2 separate regions of the Homo sapiens genome follow, and region 1 is linked to region 2. A link is a loop called in an ENCODE intact Hi-C map of the cell type or tissue named here. Cell type or tissue: IMR-90. All regions are shown on one strand. Links, peaks and the distances in the headings refer to the core of each region. The heading gives the core; the rest is flanking DNA.

What was found. Hi-C counts contacts between places; a loop is a spot of excess contacts. Peaks named below come from ENCODE experiments on the same cell type or tissue, not always from the same donor. Only the 100,000 strongest peaks of a DNase experiment are listed, where the experiment ranks them.
Region 1: it touches region 2 in a loop (3.0-fold over the local background); 3 of 110 quality-filtered maps call a loop at or near these places.

The regions. Positions count from the first base shown.
Region 1 is chr9:69,744,560-69,747,474 of GRCh38, reverse strand. The region is part of intron 2 of PTAR1 (protein prenyltransferase alpha subunit repeat containing 1); the gene reads left to right. Among named protein-coding and RNA genes, the nearest start is that of PTAR1, 14 kb to the left of the region's middle. In IMR-90, for the core only: a CTCF peak has its summit at 1,565 (motif pointing left); no DNase peak of the experiment used is centred there.
Region 2 is chr9:70,109,767-70,112,681 of GRCh38, reverse strand. It overlaps MAMDC2 (MAM domain containing 2), which reads right to left. Exons shown (of 14, transcript NM_153267.5): 4 at 2,878-2,915. Among named protein-coding and RNA genes, the nearest start is that of MAMDC2-AS1, 65 kb to the left of the region's middle. In IMR-90, for the core only: a CTCF peak has its summit at 1,509 (motif pointing right); DNase peaks (open chromatin) are centred at 1,541 and 1,981.

The sequences.
Region 1 (2,915 bases), core at 251-2,750, 370 kb after region 2:
AAGCAGCATTCTTCCATTCTTTGACTCTGTGTGTACTACTGCCTTACTTCCATGCCTTTGCTGAGGCCAGGCTCATGTCTTAATGTTGGCATTATCAGTGTGGTTGCCAGCACATGCACGTGCATACACATACACACACTTAACACTGTGAAGCCTTTTTGACTGCTTCAGGAAGCAATAATTATTCCCTGCTCTTTTATGGAAGCCCTTTACTCAGATGGCTTGCATAATAGTATCACTTGTCACACTGTATTTTAGCTGATTAAACAACCTTTTTCCTGGCTGGAATGTGAGTTTATTAGGAAAAGGGATTGTGGATCATTTTTATTTACTCAGAACCTTTACATGTTCAACAGACATTTGTCAAACGAGTAACAAGAGTTTGTAAGCAAGAGTTTTTAGCTTAGTCTAGCTATTGATTCTGTGACTGTGTACTATAATAAACAAGGCCTCTCTGGTGTTTACCATATAGCTTTAACTCAAGCTTCACTTCTTGTGGTAACCTGAATGTATTTTGGAGGAAAAGAATTACTGATTTAAGTTGGCCTTGAATTTATTTCTAGATGCACGAAAACCTTTCTCTGTTAGAGACAGTTGTCAAATCCAGTGACCATTACCAGGTGACTACTGGCCTTGGGCCATTTCTAGAATGCAGTGCAGCAAGAAAAGCATATTGATTTTTCTCCAACTTCTGTAGCATCCTTTTATCTTCTCCTTGTTATAGCTGAAATTTAGCTACTTTTCTATGTATAATGTGCCCTGATTTCTTTTTCTCCCTGTGGCGTGATGATGGGTTAGTCATATATTGTAGTGTGTGTAACAAAGGAACATTTATTTGCTGGTATATGTTCTGTTGTTTGGAGAGAGACCTGTTTAATTTCAAGAGACTGTGGAGATTTCAGTAGCTCATGTCTTTTGGGTGAAACTGCAGAGGAAATGGCGTATTGTTGATGAAATTGAGAGAGTCAAATAGTTACAACCGTTGATTATACATGTTCTTTTTCAGGTCTTTGGTTCAGTCCTGACCTGCAGAAGGCAAAGTTATTGCCTGTAGTGTGGTAGAGTGAAAGAGCATCTGCTTTGCAGGACAGCAGACCTGGATTTAAACTGAACTTGTCAGCACACTGAAGTCACTTAGCAATGACTTAGCAAATTACTTAACCTCTTTCTTCCTATTTCCACACCAAAAGAAGGAAATACTAATCAAGACCTCAGAGGGTTGTTGTGAGGATCAGATTCTTTAATTATGTCTGATACTTCTAATCTAGTTTCTTCTCCTAGTCCTTTCTCATTTCTGTCATTGCACTTTACCCCTAGCTTCTTATATCAGACTGGAATATTTACTGAAGGAAGTCTTGTCTGAGCCTGAGTCCTGAATGAGGAAGTTTTAGCAGTTTGTGAAAGAGGAGAAGAGAAGGGCCTATGGTTGTATATGTTACTAGGTACCACCGATGGTGGTCAAGGCTGTTGATGTTTTAAATTCGAAGATTCTTAAAAGTCAAAAAGTATCCCTCTGCTCAGCAGTCACTGCTTAGCCAGCTTAGGAGGATCTTTTGCTCCCTCTGGAGGCATCCAGTCCCAATATCATTTGTGGAACTGGACTAGAAAATACAGGCTTTGTAACAGGAATTACCATTCAGTCCTTACTGTATGTCAGAGACTGTACTAACACTTCAAGGATTTAATCATCTAATATACCCATGATAGCTCCATCTTACATACGAGAAGGACATTAAGGCCTAGAGAGATTAAGTGATTTGCCCAAGAATTCCCAGTAAGTGATGGAGCTGGGCTCTGTCTGAACCCAGTAGCTGCTGTTGCTCTCTTAGGGAGAGACCTGCCAGTAGAGGAAGTGTTACTTTGATAAGTCTTCCTGTATCTTCACATAACCATAAAATGAAAAGCGGGGACTTAAGTACTTGCTGTGTTAGTTTTTGCCTTGTGCTGCTGTACAGAAGTCTCTCATGGAGGATGGACTTCTTGTCTTCACTTGTGATGGAGGGAGGAAGGAAATTGTGTTAGAAGTACAAACAAATAGCAGCTACCATTGGTCAGACACATTTTCTTTAATGTAGAAAGGGAGATTCCAAGGGACTATGCTAATTTACCTAGGTAGAATAATCACTTTTTAGAAAATTGTAGATGTCAAAAGAAATTCCAGAGGCTTTCCCATCATTTACAAACCTTTCCATGTAACTACTTGACTACAAAGGGGTTTTTTGTTATTGCTGCGTATTTTACAAGTTTGGAAATTTAGACAGTTTTACTAAAGGAACAACCTCCTCATTATTCCAGACTTCCTTACTTATGTTGAAAATACTCATTTCTTTGTCAGTCAGTGATGGCGTTTAATTGTACTCACTGTGTGTCAAAAAGCTGTGGAGAAATGGAATGAATTTCATTGCTCACAACACCATGAGGTTGATGTTTCACTGAGGTTTCACTGAGTGAGTCCTTGTTTCACTGAGGTTCCAAGAGGTTAGGTTATGTAGGTAGTAAGTGGAGAAGCTGGGATTCAAACCCAGGTAGTATGGCTTTAAGGAAGGCCTATCCTCTTACCACTCCTCTGTGCTGTGGTCAGACATGGAGCTGCTTTTGGCCAGGGACTGTGCTTACTCATCTTCAGCCAGCTCAGTACCTGGCTTATTGTAGATGCTTACAAAATTTGTTGAGTGAATGAATAATTTGAACATGTATTAGAGAGGACCTGCGTGCAAAAAATTTGTGGTCCAGTTAAGAGGACAATATTTATGTAAGTAACAAAAGTAAGATACGCATAAAACAGATGAGGCCAGGTGCAGTGGCTCACACCTGTAATGCCAGCACTTTGGGAGACTGAGGCGGGTGGATCACCTGAGCTCGGGAGTTCAAGACCACCCTGGGCAACATGGTGAAACACCGTCTCTACTAAAATA
Region 2 (2,915 bases), core at 103-2,602:
ACAGAGCTATTGTAAGTGTGGAGAGCTCCCAGCATAGTGCCAGGCATGTGGTCAGTGCTTGGTACAAGTCAGCTATTTTTATCAGTCACCTCTGTCTCAAAGAGCTGTTCAGGGTTATGCTCGTAGCTCTAGAAAATTTTTTCCACAACCCTTTCTTGAATCTACTGGCCCAGTCCTCCATTCCTTTCTCTTCTCATGATGAACAAGTTGCCCAGAGCTGAGGGACATGTGTCTGAGATGCTAAAATTCCCTGTTTTTCTTATAAATCAGAACCCAGGTAAAATAGGTGGGGCAGATATATCCTAGGTTCTGGTCCCTTTTGCAGCTACTGAGTAGAGAAGAGAGAGAAGATAATCAGATCCCCCTCTTCTACCCTTAGTGTCATTGGCATGTTTGCATGGATATATTGGTCTCCATCAACAATTGTTCCTTAAAAGGGAGCAAGAAACCCACAAGCTAATGCCTCCATTGACCCTTATAATCACACAGTTAAACTAGGAAGTATAATTGTGCTGGCCACTGGCCCCCTGCGGATCCACGTTGCTCTTCTCCACCTGATAGGTCCTGCAGAGGTTGACCTATCCGGACTGTATCAATGGGCTACCCTGCCTTCCATCTCCCTGTTGGATTCGACCAATGGAGGGTGGAAGGAGAATGAAATCAGGGGTTTACTTGCCCAGCAGTCTCCCAGCCAGGTCGCCATGAGTTGGCAAGTCTTGTCAAGCAGCCCTTGTTTGACAAATAGCTATTGTTTACAGGTACTGGAAACTCCTCCTCCCTTGTCCTTTCAGACCAAAAGAAGATAACAGCTCCTGAATCATCACTGTTACTAGTCCTGGGTCACAGAGCTATTCCTTGCTGGCTTCCTTTACCACTCACACCTTTGTGGTCTCTTCAGTGAGCTTCCCTCAAATTACTCAGGTTGACTGTACCCTCTGTTTCCTCCTTCCTGCCAGGATCTTGACTGGTGTAGTCAGCAATGTGTTTTTACATTAGCAAGCACTGAACATTTCTAAGATTTTCATTTTCAATGTTTCCACCACAGTGTCTGCTAGCCAATGCCCTAACATTCAGTGCCAAATGCTGCCTAAGAGTAAAATAAAAAGCAAAATATTCCTCAATATGCCAGGCTCCATTCTGAGCACTTTACATAAATTAACTTATTCAATCTTCAAAGCAGCCCCATGACATAGGCACTGTTACTAACCTCATTTTACAGATGAGCAATGGAGAGAGGCAGATAAAGTACCCAGAAAGAAAGAAGTCAGAGTGTGATCATAGAGTTTAACAAGATAAAAGTGTTGGCATCCTTTTGTTTTAAACAAATCAGAAGTCACCACATCATTTGAAGAAAGGCAATTAACATGTTTTGGATGTCCAGCACTGTATATACCAATTATTTTCATAACCAGGATATTCCTCCTCCTAAGAATCCTAGGAGGGAAGCTTTTTATTCCCATTTTACGGATGCCAAGAGGCTGAGGCTCAGTAAGCTGACTGAGCCAGCAGGTGGCGCTCCACCAGAGGTGTCTGACTTCCCTGTCGTTCACAAGCTGTGCAGATGCCAGGTGGAAGCCCAGCGGGAGGCTCAAGGAAAAGAGCCTGAGCCTCACTGTATCTTCAGAAAATGGTCTGTTTTCTTTCACTTGCCCTAGAGATATCATTGAGGTCAAAACAGACAAGTGAAACGTAAGGGAATTAGCAAAGGCTTTTTTGTTGTTGTTGTCGTTCAGAATATTCTTTGACTCTCCTTTCTCTTCCCCGTCACATTCATTTAGCCTTCAAGAGTTGTCAGTGCTGAAAAATCTCTCAATTCTACTGCCTTTTTCCAATTCCACTGCTAATTCAGTATTACCCTCATTATGCCCCCTCTGTAATGTCACAGCTGCTTCCTAGGGGTTTTCCCACCTGCTATGCATTTTCTTTGTACCCAACTCATTTTCCACGTGGCAGCTGGAGTCATCTGAAAGTGCAGCTGCACACTTCTCCCCTGCTGGCTGACCCACATGATTCAGCAGGTCCAAGCTCCACATCCTGCATCCACACTCTTCCATCACAAACTCCCTTAGCAGTCCTGGTCTCACTTCAAACACCCTACTCAGCCTCTTGCCTTTGCCTGAACCTGCCCTGTTTCTTTCTCCCCACAGGGGTCTGGCCATGGAGAACCCTTGCCTTCCTACCCTGCACCTCCACTTAACTAAATTCTTCTCCTTCTTGAAACTCCTGCTCCAGTGCACTGTCCCTATTCAGTCCTCTCCAATTTCCTCTCCTCCTCCCTGCGCCTCTCCACTGCACAGCTTGTCCTTCCTCAGCAGTATTTGCCATATGCAGAACTAGCTTCAATGTAGACAAATAGGAACTGAACCACCATAGGACAGGGTTTATCCTTTCTTTATGCCCTCTTGGAAGCTGGCAGATAAGAGACAGCCAACCAACTCTGCTCAAGTGAAATCTAAGTGACAACTGTGATTATTAAGAGGAGAGCCGTGGTGTGCCAAGAGAGAAATAAGGGAAAGGAGGTAATACAATGTCTGCTTTTCTGGCACATGCTACAAAAAGCTGAGTTTCCAGCAATTTGTAAATTATTTTAATCAGAATGTGTTGAGGTTAAGGTGGCAGCTCTGAAGTTACAGTTCCTGCATCTATATTTCTTTCATTAATCCAGACTGTACAGGCAGATTCTAATGAGCCTTCCCACACTAAAGACAAAAAACATACAGTATTCAAATGAATCTAGCAAAGAATTTAAACCAGTATGCATTATGCAGTGCATTCTATAAAATAGTTGGTCTTTAGGATTGATTCAGTTCCCTCTGGCAACAGTAACTTTTAGAAAAAGATTCACAATTTGATTTAATGAAAATGAAGCCCACTTACCAATACAGTAGCCGGTTGTCATCTTGATTTCAAATAGT